2 separate regions of the Mus musculus genome follow, and region 2 is linked to region 1. The links are chromatin loops, found by intact Hi-C in ENCODE. Cell type or tissue: heart. All regions are shown on one strand.

Region 1 (8,000 bases):
AGATTAAGGCTCCTGCCACTAAGCCTGAGTTTAATCCCCAAGACCCACCTGTTGAAAGAAGTGGTTCCTGAAAGTTACTCATGGACCCCTCACTGGTGCTCACAATAAATAAGTAGATAGAGCCGGGCGTGGTGGCACACGCCTTTAATCCCAGCATTTGGGAAAGCAGAGGCAGGTGGATTTCTGAGTTGGAGGCCAGCCTGGTCTACAGAGTGATTTCCAGGACAGCCAGGGCTACACAGAGAAACCCTGTCTCAATTTACCCCTGAGGTGCTTTCTGATGAAATGGGAAACAACTTAATTCAGTGACGGTATTGAAAGGCACCTGGAGTTGCAGGGGACACTGAGGTACATTCTTCCCTTTGTTAAGAGGTTTTCTTAGAAGAGTTTTATCACAAAATAGCATGGAATGGTCCTTAAGGAGAGTCCAGGCCCCAATTCCACAGACAAGGGGTATGGTAGAGGCTCTGAGGAGAGTCCAGGCTATGACGTAGAGTGGCAGAGGGGGAGGTTCCCTTCTTATAAATGAACTAAGCCACTTCAGGGTTAGAATGTGGGGAACCTTATATGTCTGATTTATGCAGACACTTTGTAAAGAGGCCATACAATCAGAATCTGGCCACAGACCAGCTGAGCTAGAGTCTGGCAATGTTTTCTAGTGAGCTCTGGAGTTGGTATAAGAAAAGCAAGGTGCTCTGGAGTTGACATAGAAAAGTCAGGTTCTCACGGGAGGCCCTCAAGTCAAGTTTCAAGGACCTGATCGGGCACACATGATGTATCATCTGCTGCAGGATTAGTTTAGAGAGCCACAGCTACCAGTGACCTGAGGCAAAAGAGCCAGTCCCATGCCACCAGCTCTAATGGCATAAAGGATAAGTGACTGGATCCTGAAATGACCCCAAGTTTGGGTTAAAACTCCCAATGACTAGCTGTTGCTCATTAACATACGGAGAAAAGGGCTTGGTGCTATCAGAGAGAGGCAATGCTGGGACAGAAGTGCCTGCTTGTTTTAGGTCTCAACCTAAACCTCTGCTATTGCAGAGTCTGATCAAAGAGCCCTGAAGTGGAAGTTTCCGGTTTTGTCATGTGATGCAGACTCACATGGTGTTTTGCTGAGGCAAGATGCGTGGAAGAACATGTGATGTTTGAAGAGAGTATAAATAGGACTCAACTGACAGTGAAGGTACACTTTGCAACGCTCTGTTGGTCTTGCATCTTTTCTGCTCTTCGCTTCATTGAGAGGGACACAGCAGAGAACTCCTCCTGGTGTTCCGGCTGGTGGTCCTGTTTGCTTCTACTGTTTCGTGCCGATTTGCAGGAGTCCTGGAAGTTTCTGGTGGATGTGCCCCTCCTGCTGATTCATGCTTGGTATCCGGACACTACTGAACTGGACTGCTGGTATCCTAACAAAGATTGGAATCACCCCTCAAATAACTACTTCTAAACAGGTCCGTCACAGGATTTTCCCTGTCCAATCACATTAATGCAGAGGAGGTCTATGATTGGACAGAGAAAAGGGAGGTGGAGCAAAGAGTTGCAGACAGAGACAGAGACAGAGAGGCAGAGAGGTCTCATAAGGAGAGAGAACCTGTATGGAGGCCAACGTGGTGTTATCAAAAGATTAGAATAATGGGTTAAAGCTTTATCATTATCAATTGGCTCTGAAATTATTTTACTGACATTGTGTAAATTGTGTTATTGATACATAAATCTGATTGGCTAATTAAGCATTAAAAGTCTTGATTCGCCGGGTGTGGTGGCGCACGCCTTTAATCCCAGCACATGGGAGGCAGAGGCAGGCGGATTTCTGAGTTCGAGGCCAGCCTGGTCTACAGAGTGAGTTCCAGGACAGCCAGGGCTACACAGAGAAACCCTGTCTCAAAAAACCAAAAAAAAAAGAAAAAGAAAAAAAAAGTCTTGATTCTACTGGGTAATTGAGATGTTTGTGGGGCATTGCTTGGAAGAAAGAGGAACTCGGGTCCCCCATCCTAGAGACGGCTGGGCGGGAGCCCTGTGGCCTCGCAGAGCTGGAAAGTTGGCAGCGGCAGTGGCAGCAGCGGCAGGAGTGCAGGAGCATGGCCTGACCCTGCTGAGAGTTGGAGGGCTCATTTTTAAATATTTCCTGCAACACAGGTCCACATCCCCTTGTCCTACTTACCATCTTTTCTCCTCTACCTTTGGGCAGTGGGCTTGAAGGGAGATTGAAGCATCTGAGAACCCTTATTAAAAGTAGGCTTTGAAAAATTTAAGCCTACAGAGCACTTCTTCTGATCCCCCTCAATGCAATCATGCTGAAAAAAAATGGAGGTACCCTAAGGAGCTATCTGTGCCCTTCCTTTAAGTCTCAGACTATTGAAACAACAGACCTTTCTAAATTGGGATTTCTCCAGGAGTGTCCTGCTAGAGAAGAAAAAAAATGAGGATCCTGATGCCAGCCGAAGTGGAAGCTTCTCTTACACTGTTCTGACAAGATCTTAAGTGGCCCAGGATGGTCTCAAATTTGCTGTATTGCCAAGACTGACCACGAACCTCTGATCCTCCTCTCTCCGCCACCCCAATGCTAGACTCACGGGCACATGCCGCCATGTCCAGCTTTATGTGGTGTTAGGCATCAGACACAGAGCCTTGTACATGTGAGGGGTGTTAGATCAAAATCAAAGGGGCAACATGAAATAACAAGAAGCCAGCAGGCATCTCCAGAAGCTGGATTCTTTAATCAGCACAACTGAGGGCCACAGCCTCTCTGTGGAAGTGACAGCTGTGTACCTGGGGGTGGAGGGCATTTGGGAGTTGAATAGGGTGGAATGGGGTTGGGATGGAAGTTGCCACCAAGTCAGTTCCCCTGCAGGCTCAAAGCAGTAGATCCCAGCAGAGGCTGCTACTCAACAAAACTCCCTAACAGCCCAGGTATCAAGTCAGCTTTCCCGGCCTGAGTTTCTCCGGCCACCTGAGGCTTTGGGGTCCTTAGTCCTTCATTCTAGCAACTAAACTACATCTCCAGCCTTAAAAAGCTAAGTTTGGAAGAGTCAGGGCAGTATTCAGATCTGGAGTGGGCCACAGATGTATGGGCTACAGGTGGATACGGTATCTGTGGGTCATGCATTGTCTGCATCAGTTACTCAGGTTGTGGATTCAGTTGTAGCCCAAAAAATGGACTATGCCATTTAAACCAGACTTTGGGCTTTCCAAGCTCTTCATTGAGTCCTGCAAGGAGCCTATAAGATACTATAAGGCGAAGAGGCCAATATCACCATCCTGTCATCTGTAAACTCAGAAAAGTAGCATGAGTTACTGAGGGTAAAAAGAGGGGCTGGTGCCTAGACTCAGCTCTCTGTCTCCCACCTGGGGCACATTGCCTACGAAGAAATAAAATTATGTGAGTCTAAGAAGAGTCTAAAACTGGGGGTTCTGCCCCACTTGAAACAGATGTAACATAGAAAATGATTGCAATTGTGAACCTAAGAGCAAGCTACCGAAGGTTCCCATTCTGTGTCTGGTCTCTGTTCTTTGTATGACCATGAAGAAATTGCTTAATCTCTCAACCGCAAGTCTCTTAAGAGCCTTAAAATGGAGCCATGGCAGCAACTATGCTGTACTCTACTTAGAGACTTTAGTAAACTAGCCCATCCATGAGGAATGTTCAGCAAGCTCCTACATAAATAAGAGAACCAGTTAATACGATCCAGGATCCAGCCTTTCACCATAGTAATGCTGACCTCTGGCCACACGGTGGCACTGTTGCCTCTGTTACCTTTCCAGTTCACTAAAGCTTCTTTTTTCAAAATACCAAGTTGGGCAAGGACAAGAAAGACTCAGATTTAAATAGAAGAAAGAAACAAGACAGCTAGGTACTACAAGCCCGGAACAAGACCCTCCTCACCACCTCAAATATACTGACGCTCAGACGACTTAGATGGCTCAGGTCATAAAAATACTTGTCTCATAAGCGGACAAACTGAATTCAGTCTCTAGAATCCACACAGGAAAGAACCAACTCCACAGAGCTATCCCCTGCCCTACACACACACACACACACACACACACACACACACACACACACACACCATATGCAGATAAAATAATAATAAATAAATAAATAAATATTTTAAATGCCAAAACGGGAACCAGCTGTGGCGGCGCACACCAGTAACCCCCAGCACTTGGCAATAAGCATCATGATAAGGCAAGAGCATCATGAGTTAGAGGCCAGCCTAAGCTATGCAGAGAGTTCCTATCTCAAAAATAACTACTACAGGACTGGGGAGATGGCTCAGTGGGTAAGAGCATTGACTGCTCTTCCGAAGGTCCTGAGTTCAAATCCCAGCAACCACATGGTGGCTCACAACCACCCATAATGAGATCTGACACCCTCTTCTGGTGCGTCTGAATTCAGCTACAGTGTATTTATGTATTATAATAATAATAAATAAATCTTTGGGCAGGAGCAAGCAGGGGCTGAGTGAGCGGGATGGACCCGAGAAAGCAGAGGTCCTAAAAATTGAATTCCCAACACCCACATGAAGGCTCACAACCATCTGTACAGCTACAGTGTACTCATATACATAAAATAAATAAATAAATCTTAAAAAAAAAAAAAACCTACTACAGGGGCTGAAGAGGCGCCTGGTGGTTACGGGCATTTGCTGCTCCTGCAGCGGAACCAGATTTGCTTTCCCAGCATCCGCGTGGCTGCTTCCAACCTTCCTTAACTACAGTTCCAGGGGTTCCAGTGTTCACGTCTGTCCCCCACGAGCACCAAACATGCATGCGGCACATACACAGATAGAGAGGTGGATATTGATTTATAAAGAGTGAGAGACCCACCCATTGCCTAGCAAACGCATGTTCCTGGGTTTACTGTAAGAACACATCAATTTGCCTTCACAATAACCCAGGAAATTGCCCCTGTTTTGGGTAAGAAACAAGCACATTTAGTAACTGTCCCAGGGTTGTAATGAGTACTTATTTACAAAATCAGACCCCAAACACAATACAGTTCCATTGGCCTGCAGGTTACTGTTGTACATTGAAGTAAACCCCATAGAGCTTTCTCCCCTACCTTTCTAAGCAAAAGAAGAAAGGCCACTGAGGTGGCATAGGAGACTGGCAAGGGGAAGGTTCTAGCATGGGAGACTGGCAAGGGGAAGGTTCTAGAGTCAACTTGCCTATATCAGCAATCTGCCATTCAGTTGCTGTGTGACTCAAATGAGTTGTTTAATCGTTCTCTTCATCTCAAAACTAAGAAGAAAGGCATGGGACACATCTGTAATCTCAACGTGCAGAAAACTGAGGCAAGATGGTTGTAAGTTCAAAGCCAACCTGGACTACAGAGTGAGACCCTGTACTGGCTAGTTTTGTGTCAACTTGACACAGCTGGAGTTATCCCAGAGAAAGGAGAAGTGTAAGCCGAATAAGCCCTTTCCTCTCCAACTTGCTTCTTGATCATGATGTTTGTGTAGGAATAGAAACCCTGACTAAGACAAATTGGTACCAGGAGTGGGGTATTCCTGTGACAACTTGACCTTGTTTTGGGGAGGACTGTGGAAGGACTTTGGAACTTTGGGCCAGAAGATCCATTTGGTGTTAAGAGCTCTGTCAGATGTTGTGTAGGAGCTTGGAAGATAATGTTGAGAACAGTGCAGAAGATGGAGGCCTGGCTTGTGAAATTTCAGAGGGAAGATTAAAGACTTTTATCAGGGCCATTGCTATTTTGATTGTGAAGATTCTGTGGTTCTGGTTAGCTGGGGCTGAAGAATCAGCTGTGATTAACAAGATACCAGAACTACTAAAGAGAAAACTTTGCATTACTGGGACTGTTGATGCTGGTTAGCTGGAGCTAAGAAATTAGCTGTGATTAAGAAGAGACCAGCATCATTGAGGTGTCATCTTCTGGGAAGTGTTTTCTGAGTGCACAAAGAGGGTGTGTTCCGGAGATAGCCAAAGTTGTACCTCGTGCAGCAGCAGGACTTGTTAATGTGTAAGAGTCAGCCAGGTGGTACTGGTTTTGAAGAGGTTATGCAGAGCAGCTGAATCTCGGCACTGTGACGGGCCATGGAAGGCCGTTGATGAAGGTGCAGCCTCAGCTGCAATTGATGGCCCAGGACTGAAGGGGTCATGCAGTATTTTGGAAATGCCAGGACCATGAATGACCACCAAGAGCAGCAGCAGCAGTGAAGTACAGGTATCTGGAGCCTGGAGGAAAAGCTGTGTGCTACAAAAGACAGGGCTGGAGAAGTGACCCAAGCCCTTGGAGGAGCCCAGAAGATCATGAATTGGATCCCAGACATTGGACAGTTGGAGTTTAATTTTTGCTTTTGATTGTGACTATGCCCTGATATTTTTCCCTCTTGAAGGAAGAAATTATTTTAGTGGAGCTCACAGTTAAGAGACTTTCAATTGTAAAAAGACTTTGGGTTGTTTTTTTTTGTTTTGTTTTGTTTTTTTTAGTTTTTCCAGACAGGGTTTCTCTGTGTAGTCCTGGCTGTCCGGGAACTCACTTTGTAGACCAGGCTGGCCTCGAACTCAGAAATCCGCCTGCCTCTGCCTCCAAAGTGCTGGGATTAAAGGCGTGCGCCACTATGCCCGGCTTGACTTTGGGTTTTAAAAGAAATGGATATTTTAAAGAGATTGAAATTTTAAAGTTATTTAGATCTTGGGGATGAATAAGAATGTAAGGGTTGAGACTTACTAGTGATGTGTTTGTGTTGACAAGGGGTCAATTGTACTGGCTAGTTTTATGCCAACTTGACACAGCTGGAGTTATCACAGAGAAAGGAGCTTCAGTTGGGGAAATGCCTCCATGAGATCCAGCTGTACGGCATTTTCTCAATTAGTGATCAAGGGGGAAAGGGCCTTTGTGGGTGGGACCATCTCTGGGCTGGTAGTCTTGGGTTCTATAAGAGAGCAGGCTGAGCAAGCCAGGGGAAGCAAGCCAGTAAAGAACATCCCTCCATGGCCTCTGCATCAGCTCCTGCTTTCTGACCTTCTTGAGTTCCAGTCCTGACTTCCTTGGTGATGAACAGAGTATGGAAGTGTAAGCCGAATAAACCCTTTCCTCCCCAACTTGCTTCTTGGTCGTGATGTTTGTGCAGGAATAGAAACCCTAAGACAGACCTCTATCTCAAACAACAAGAGGAAACCCAGACGAAGTAACTAAAATAAGCCCTGAGGGTCCTAACACCATCCACTTCAGATAATGAAACACAAAAGCACTTAGTGGGGCATCTGGCACATGATAAGTGTTCAGACACTGTTGTGAGAACCACAGAGACAAATGATCTCCGCTTTAGGGATCTCCAGATCCAATGGGCGGGGAGGGAGAAAAGACTGATGGGTGGCTACGCCACTAGCAAACCCAGGGGGAGAGCTCCACCTGCCGCATAGCAAGAGGCAGACCCCACTGTAGCAGCAGCCAATTAGTGCACTCTACTCACCCCCGACTACCCGCCCCAATATTCTGGATTCCCAAGTAAAACGCACACACACACACACACACACACACACACACGCACACACACGTGCATGCACACACGTAGCCTAATATTTAATATGCCTTAAATAGCTCAGTGGATGGGCACATCCAAACATCCCAAGGGTAGCACACTCTCCCCTCTGATACTCCTGAGTCATTACTTACTAGAACCTATATTCCATCTTAGCTGCCCCAAGAAATTCTGTGTGCTTTAAGATTGTGAAAAGGCCCGAGGCCAGTCTTGTCTACATGGTGTCTCAAAATCAATAAAAAAATTTTTTTAAAGACAACTATCTGTGCAAGTAAAAGGGGGGACCTGGAGGGATGGCTCCGTGGTTAAGGACACTAGCTACTCTTACAAATGGCCTGGGCTGGGTTCCCAGCACATACCTGGTGGCTACAACCACCTGAACTCCAGTTTCTCCTATTCCTTGGAACACAGATGGGAGGGGGGAAGAGAAAGAGAGAAATCGTGCACTCCGAGAAGGTGAAGGGGAAGAGCAGGAAGAGAGGCGAGAGGAGAAGGAGA
Region 2 (8,000 bases), 1.1 Mb after region 1:
AAACCCTTGTTTAACAAGAAGATAGAAAACAATCCAAATTAAGAAAATGGATAAAGATGGAGACATCATAACAAATGACAATAAAATTCATAAAACCATAAGAAAAAAACCTAAATTTCTATATTCTTCCAAATCAGGTAATCTAAAAGAAATGAATAAATTACATATATATCTATATATATATCTATAGATAGATATATATATATACATATGAATCACCAAAATTAAACCAAGATTGAAATAAACAATATAAACATATACAACCAATGAGTTTGAAGCAATAAGGTATTTTCCAGAGGGGGTTGGTTGTGGAGAGCGGGGGGAACAGAATCTGATTAACTCACTGCAGAATTTGTTCAGTCTTTCAAAGAACACTAATACTACTCAAGCTATTTCACAAAATAACCTCTCAATAAAATACTTGCAAACAGAGCTGGTGACATGGTTTAGCAGCTAAAGTACATTGATTATTCTTCCAGAGGAGCTGGGTTCAATTCCCAGCATCCACATGATGGCTCATTACTATCTGTAATTCTATGTGCAGGGGATTCAACGCCCTCTCTGACCTCTGACACAGAAAAGGCTTTCAAGGAAATCTAATATCTCTTCATGATAAAAGATGAGAAAAGGCTAGAGATGGAGAGAGCATATCCCAACAAAATTAAGGCTATATACTGCAAACTTACATCAAGCATCATAGTAAAGAGAGAAAAACTTAAAGCACTCCTACTACCATAAGGGACAAGTGAAGGATGTCTACTATCTAAATACCATATAAACTTAAATTTAATATAGTGGTGGAAATCTACCTAGAACAATAAGTCAAGAAAAAGAAGAGGCAATCAAAGCCTTAGAAGTCCCCACAACCATAGCTACCTGATTTTTCACTAAAAGCCAAATATATATTAGACAAAAACAGTGTCTTAAACAAATGATGGTTAGGAAACCTGGGCATTACCACGTCGATGAATGAAACTAGACTCCTATATCTCACCCAGCACAAAACTAAATTCCAAATCTTTTAAAGACTTCAATATAAGACCTAATATCACAAAACTGCTAGATAAAAGAACACCAAATACATTTCAACATACAGATAAGAGTTTTCAGAACAGCATAGGAAATAATACCAACAATGGTTCAATAGGATCTCATGAAATTAAAAGGCTTTCTGTACAACCAAATAAACAGTTGGGTAAAGAGAATTAGTAACTAGAAAGTATAAAAACTTAAAAACACTAAACTCCAAAAAAATAAAATAAAATAAAACATAGGCTAAGGAACCAAAACAAGAATAGAGCTCTTAAAAGAAGAATTACAAATGTCTAAGAAACGCTTTTAAAAGGCATCAACAACCTTGGAAATCAGGAAACATAGAATGAAACAACTCTGAGATTCCATTCCACCCAGTTAGAATGGAGTGGAATTATGAATGACAAAAAAACGGTGCCATCAATGTGAATAAAGGGAACTGTTCTAAATTGCTAATGGGGGTATAAACTAATAAAACCACTTTGAAAATAGGGCTTAAGGACTGTCAAAAACCTAAAAATAAACATACCATCTGGGCATGTACCCAGAGGAATTTATACCATATTACAGAGGCATTTGCACATTCATGTACACTATAGCTCAATTTACAATACCTAAAAAATGGGCAAAAATCATTTTAAAAATTAACTGGACTTGTCAGTTTGACAGTTGCAGTTCCTAAGCACTAATGCCGGCTTTTGGTCAAATAGCTTGTAATTGTCCTGAGAGGCCTCCACCCTTTGCCTTCCTGGGGTACCACAAGATACATTCAAAACTCAATGGGCACAAGCTAACTTGAACTGAAATGGTACACACAGTTGGGTCCACCAAAGGGGACATAAAAGAAACAAAAAATACCATATAGTAACATTAACCTTGAAAACAACAAATATAAAATTGTCGGTTGACCCTTTTGGGGTCTATACACTTACCAGACCTTAACAAAGCAGGTGAAGAGAAGGCTGCATCAGGTGAGTTGGCCATTTCAAACTGTTGATTCTTATCATAAGCGTTGCACGCTAAACTACACCAATTTTAAAACTGTTTAGTGAAGGTTAGAAGCAATCAGCATTAGATTAATGTATGAGCAGTTATTAGCATGATGCAATGTGCAAAAGACAATTAAAGATCATTATATAATTTTAGTTTGTCTTTTATGACTCAAGAATTTGATTTCCTTTATTTGGTAAATTAAGTTTGCATACATGAAAAGACAGAAACATAATATCCACTTACTAAGACACATTCAATTAATAGTATCCTTTATTGTTCTTTAAGTTGTTAATGCTACTATGTAACAATGCTTATAACTCCAAAGAGGAGCCTGTCCCAGAAACAGGTCAATTCATGTTTCAAACAAGGCTGTTTACACAGTTAAAAGTTGTAAACAGAATCAAGTTAACACTTTATAATAAGCAGGAAGTAAATAATATGGCTCAAGGTTTAGTGTCTGTATTTTTCGGAATCAAAAATAGTAGAAACTGCAAACATAACTACTAAGATTTGCCTCAACTACTATCTTTTTTTTTTTCCACTTCTATCTGCACTTTACTCTTATGTAAACATACAGTAAATTTGGATAGTATCTACTATGGCTGAGACTAGGTTTAAGAAACTGCATTCAACAATAGTTAAGCAGAATTTACCCTATTAAGAAAAATACGGTTTTCAACACTTGCTGTTGTGACATATATTTGAGTAAAATAAAGACTTGAAGAGAAAATAGACCCTATAGGATTACTATGTTGCAAAACTGTGTTGCAAAAATACATGTTGGGGGTTGAGAGGACGGTTAAAGACCCTGGCAAAAGACTAGTTATTCTCTTTGCCCAGAACAACCTAATAGCACTTTTTCTATTCCCACAGCAACAGTGTTAATAACCAACTCAAAATTTCTATATGACACAATAAAAGAAAATATAAGCAACAAATATCCCTACAACTGTTTCAAATAATTCTACTGACTCTGAACTTGAGTCAACTGCTTTCTAAAAATTTCTCTTACTTTTCATGTGTTTGTTCCATTACAACCCTAAGTCCTAAGTAAATAAACACACAAAAATTTTAAGATTTCAAATGGAATGAAATTGGCAATACTTTAACAAATACAGTACTTTTCTACAATCTTTCGTCAATCTTTGACAAGGGAAAGGTTCTTGGTTGAACATTTCTTGTCCCCCACCTCTCGTGTTTAAGGACACATTTTTTCCCCCAAGATTGTATCCAATTTCAAAAGTGGCAGTTTCACTGCTGGCTCTCTGGAAAGTTATTAATCAGGAGTACTAACTTTTAAAACGCCAGTGTGACTTTGCAATTTGAACAAGTCAGTTCAGGACACTCGGACTGCTGGCTTTTTAATCTCCGTGGTTGGGAACCACAACTAGAAGCTACAGGTGGTGGGACCATTTGGCTAGGGAAGGGGCCAATTTCATTCTGAGTCATAACTGTACACTAACTTAACTTGTGGCACAAACCGTCTTCCTCAATTTCTGACACACAGAACTGGCTGCAGCTAAAAATTACTGAGGAATGTGAAGGGGGCATATGAGACAAAAGTAGTCGCCAGCTCTTTAGGACCTCACTAAAAATGGAGGTCTACTTTTTGCAGAGCAAGAGCGTTCAGGTTCCAAAGAACTTGTCACTAGCTGACTTACTCGGCAAAGTTTCTGGAGAAGTCAGCTTATCACTAACTTTGGAGAGGAAATAACTTGGGGGAGAAAGACAGACGTTATCTAAATGGGGGAAGTGCAGGGATTGGGGAATGGGGACCAAGATGGACAAGAGCAGGGCAGCAAGAGAAACCTATTGCTTTCTGGAGCCAACTTAAGGAAGCAAGTTGATCCCCAGGACAGATCCCACCTGCCTCCCTCCAGGGGACTTGCGGAGGAGCACCACCCCCTGTACCCAGGAGGGGGAAGGTTGTGGTCACAGGCAGTCAAACCTGAGCGCTTGGCCCGGGCTCTTCGTTCCAAGAGCTTCCAGCTTACTTCAGCCATGAGTCCCTCAGCCCCCGCCATCGCACAGTGCCCACCACCCCAGCTGCCAGTCAGCGAGGCCGGCCCGGCCCCGCCCCCTCGCGCGACACTGTCGGGAGGCACGACAGCCGGAAGTGAGTTCCCGGGCAGACGCCGCCCTAGCTCCTCGGCGTCTTGGTCGTCGGAGAAACAGCCCCAGGGCAGCGTGAGAGTGCAGCGAGGGGCTGCCCGTGAGGCCGCACCCCGAGTCTTTTCTCGGTCGGCCGGTCAGTCGCACGGTGCTTTGCGGCTGCCGTCAAGCGCGGCGGAGGCCGGCCGGGCCGAAGGCGCCATGGCGGCAGGCCGGCTTCCTAGCGCCAGGGCGGTGCTGGCCCCGCTGTTCTTGGGGCTCGCGCTGCTGAGCGTTGGGCCTGCCCCGGCGCGGGCTCTGCACAACGTCACGGCCGAGCTCTTTGGGGCTGAGGCCTGGGGCACCCTGGCGGCCTTCGGTGACCTCAACTCCGACAAACAGACGGACCTCTTCGTGCTGCGGGAAAGTCAGTGCTTGCCGGCCCTCCTCTGTCTGCCCCTCCCGGTGTACCCACGCCCCCTGATTCCTGTTACCCTACCTCTTGCATTTCCCAGTCTTCTGGCTCTCCCTTTATCTTCAGCACAGGGACAGCTTTCCCCTGTTTTTATCAACCCTCGGTCCTAACTCAGTAACCCCGCGGCTTGACCATCAGCCCAACCCTTAAGAACACACCAACCTCCCTTCATCTAGAAACCTCTAGCCTTCATATGGCGAATGATCACCTGCCTGCCAAAGGTCTTCCAGATTTCTAAGAACCTTGGTTTCTGGTCTAAGCATTTGCTTTCCCGTCTTTTTTCCAATCTTCCACCCCCTTTGATGAGAAAACATGCAAGCTGACAGTTTCTTGTGAGAGATGTTCTGCCTTCACCTCCTACTAATTCTGCCCTTCCTTGTGTTAAGATCTTTAAAGGCACTGTGCCTTCCTCAGGCACCAAATTCTCCACCACTCACACCAGCCTCTGTTGTTGTTAACTGCTGATAAACGCAGTGCCTCCTTGGTCATACATTCTCAAACTTCAGACTTCTCCAGCATAAGGTGCCTTAGCTTAGTGTACATCTGGCCCCTCCTCATCTTGAGTACTGCTATAGTCTTCATCCAACTTGCCATTGAAAGTTCATTAACCACATTAAGCCTTAAAAGAAAAAATGTCTGATGCTGACCAAGTGCATCGGTTGGTGGTTAAGGACCAAGGCCATGAATAAAGTTTAAAGCCCCTACAAAGCTGACTGGCAGGATCCTGACAAGGTCTTTTGAGTGCTCTTTCCAGGACCCCAGAACCTCTTATAAGACCTGGATGGTTTTTCCTCTATTTGAATGATTACCCACATTGCAAGAATACTCAAAGTCTGTAGCTAATCTATCCAAACTAGATACAGAGACATTGAAGATATCCTGTGCTTGATTAAGCGTTTCTGAAAGTCTGTCCCAATGAACATTAATTGACCCATCCATGTGGAAGCAAAGGGGGAAGTGTGGAGGGCTCTGCTTTTTCTGCTTATGTGTTGACTTATATCCTTGTAACTTGTGAGTAGATGTTTTAGTAGGAATTCCTGGATCCTTGGTATGATGATAACAGCCTATGAGGGAGACCTGATTGGATGTGGAAAACACAAGACTTAACAGTAGCACAGTATAAATAAGGGTGTGTGTGGGGGGGGGGGGGTGTTTTCTGTATTGCTGCAGATCAAACTTGGGTCTCATACTCAGTATACAACAGTATAGTTTAAGGTGTGCTCTTTATATGGATGCTTCTTTTGAATTATGCCACCTGGCCCTTAATTGAATCCCATGGCGTCACATTGCCTTGAACAAGTATCCTTTTCCATACTTTTCTTTTCCATGTTCCATTAGATTTGTATGAGTATTCTTGGCAGTGCTGTCTGACTAGGTCAGAGTAAAAGCTTTCTTATAGAAACAGTACCCAGGAAGTTTTTAAGCACTGATCGAATGATTTTCCAAAAACCATTTTTTCTAAAATAACTTATTTGTTTCTTTTAGGAAATGACTTAATTGTCTTCTTGGCAGATCAGAGTGCACCCTATTTTAAACCCAAGGTAAAGGTATCCCTGAAGTAAGTATATAATATTCTTCTTATTATATGAATATGCAGTCGTGTGGGTTGTATTTGAGATCAGTCGTGTTCAGCTGTGGTTTGTGACACAAAATTCCTAGTTCTGAGGTCTGCGTAGAAAACAGTGTTTTGAAACTAAATAAATTAATTAATTAAACCTGGGAGGCCTGGTGAGTTGGCACCTAAATCCAAGTCTCATAACCTAAGGTAGATACCCAGAATCCTCATGGTGGAAGAAGAAAACCGACTTCTATAAACTGTCCTCTCACCTCCATTTACACACTGTGGTATCAGCCTGAACACACACATACCCCACTAACATACAATTAAAATATAATTTTAAAAAAGGAAATATTGAAAATAAAATTTAAAAATACCCCCCTTAATAAAAATACCTTTTGTTGGCTCCGGGTCTGTTCTATATAAACATTCTACAGTCCCTTGCAATCTAATATGCTTTCTCGAATGTACTATGTCTCGTCCTGATTGTTCCCGTGGAAGCAGATCACTCATAAAAATCTCATCATCTTAAAGATGTTTTACATATGGGAGAAAGATCAATGACCTCTGTCCTGTTTGTTTGTTTTCTCTTTTGATCAAATGGTGAGGTTTTTTAAATACTGATCTTGACAATTGTAATCAAGCTGCCTTAGTTAGAGTTTCATTGCTGTGAAGAGACATTATGACCATGGCAACTCTTATAAAGAAAACAGTTGGGGCTGGCTTACAGTTTCAGAGGTTAAGTCCATTATCATCATGGCAGGAAGCATGGCAGCATGCAGGCAGACAAGGTACTGGAGGAGCTGAGAGTTCTACATCTTGATCCCCAGGCATCAGAAAGAGACTGTGAGCTACATAGGACATAACTTAAGCATCAGGGACTTCAAAACCTGCAAGGTCATGCCTCCTAATAGTGCCTCTCCCTATGGGCCAAGCATTCAAACACATGAGGCTATGGGGGCATACTTATTCAAACTACCACACAAGATTTTCAAATTAAAATTTTAATGTAATTTAAATAATAGTCCTTATTGCTTATGGTTGGCAATACATGAAACATTGCCCCCAATGATAGTGAACCAATATGATTTGCAAATTTGAGGAAGCAAGTTGAATGCTTGCTCTAAGCTAAAGGAGAAAGGGATGGGTCAGTGCAAACCAAAATTGCAGCTTCCATATACTCATGGAATTGGAGCTTAACTGCATAGCTTGAATAAAATTTACTTGATAATGTTTAAGTTTGAGTACACATTAGAAAGATGGCAGTGAAAATAACATTTTGTGACAGAGTGAAAGGATTTACTTTACAGAAAAGTAGGTACCCCTGGAAGAATTATAGTCTGGGAAAAGACAATCAGAACAGACTAGGATCCTTCCAAAGTAATAAAAACATTTGGACTCAGTTATATAAGAAGAGATGAGTTACACAAAACAGATTATGAAAAATGTACTTATATTGGCTTACTTGGTATTCACATACAGTATGAATTAGAATCACATACTAAATAAACTATTTTTTAATCACTGTGGAGTAGATGGGAAGATTGACTCAGTAAAGTATTCTTAAAATGTAGAAATTGCTGTTTCAACTTTTTTAACGTGTGTGTCTGTGTCTGTGTGTCTGTGTATCTATGTCTGTCTGTATGTGTATCTGTATGCTCTGGAGTAACGTGTTTGTGAGTTGCCTTCCTTTCATAGTACGGGAACCAAACTCCTGTTTTTTGCAAAAGCAGTACATTCTCTTAATCACTGAACCATTTCTTCAGTCCTCTGTTTTTTAAAATAAAAGTAATTGTACTTTTCCTTCTGCAGTCTAGGGCTTTCTCTTGGATTCAAAGATTTTAACCCTTA

Evidence for each region. Hi-C counts contacts between places; a loop is a spot of excess contacts. Peaks named below come from ENCODE experiments on the same cell type or tissue, not always from the same donor. Only the 100,000 strongest peaks of a DNase experiment are listed, where the experiment ranks them.
Region 2: it touches region 1 in a loop (3-fold over the local background); 2 of 42 quality-filtered maps call a loop at or near these places.

Annotation. Positions count from the first base shown.
Region 1 is chr8:86,904,463-86,912,462 of GRCm38, reverse strand. No RefSeq gene overlaps it. Among named protein-coding and RNA genes, the nearest start is that of Gm33391, 13 kb to the left of the region's middle. In heart, a CTCF peak has its summit at 3,717 (motif pointing right); a DNase peak (open chromatin) is centred at 3,722; H3K27me3 peaks cover 328 bases.
Region 2 is chr8:85,837,077-85,845,076 of GRCm38, reverse strand. It overlaps Itfg1 (integrin alpha FG-GAP repeat containing 1), which reads left to right and starts at 4,128. Exons shown (of 18, transcript NM_028007.3): 1 at 4,128-4,543; 2 at 6,077-6,149. The coding sequence starts at 4,339. It overlaps Phkb (phosphorylase kinase beta), which reads right to left and starts at 4,089. Exons shown (of 32, transcript NM_199446.2): 1 at 3,974-4,089; 2 at 1,965-2,073. The coding sequence starts at 2,016. In heart, a CTCF peak has its summit at 3,944; a DNase peak (open chromatin) is centred at 4,196; H3K4me3 peaks cover 3,016 bases; H3K27ac peaks cover 2,013 bases.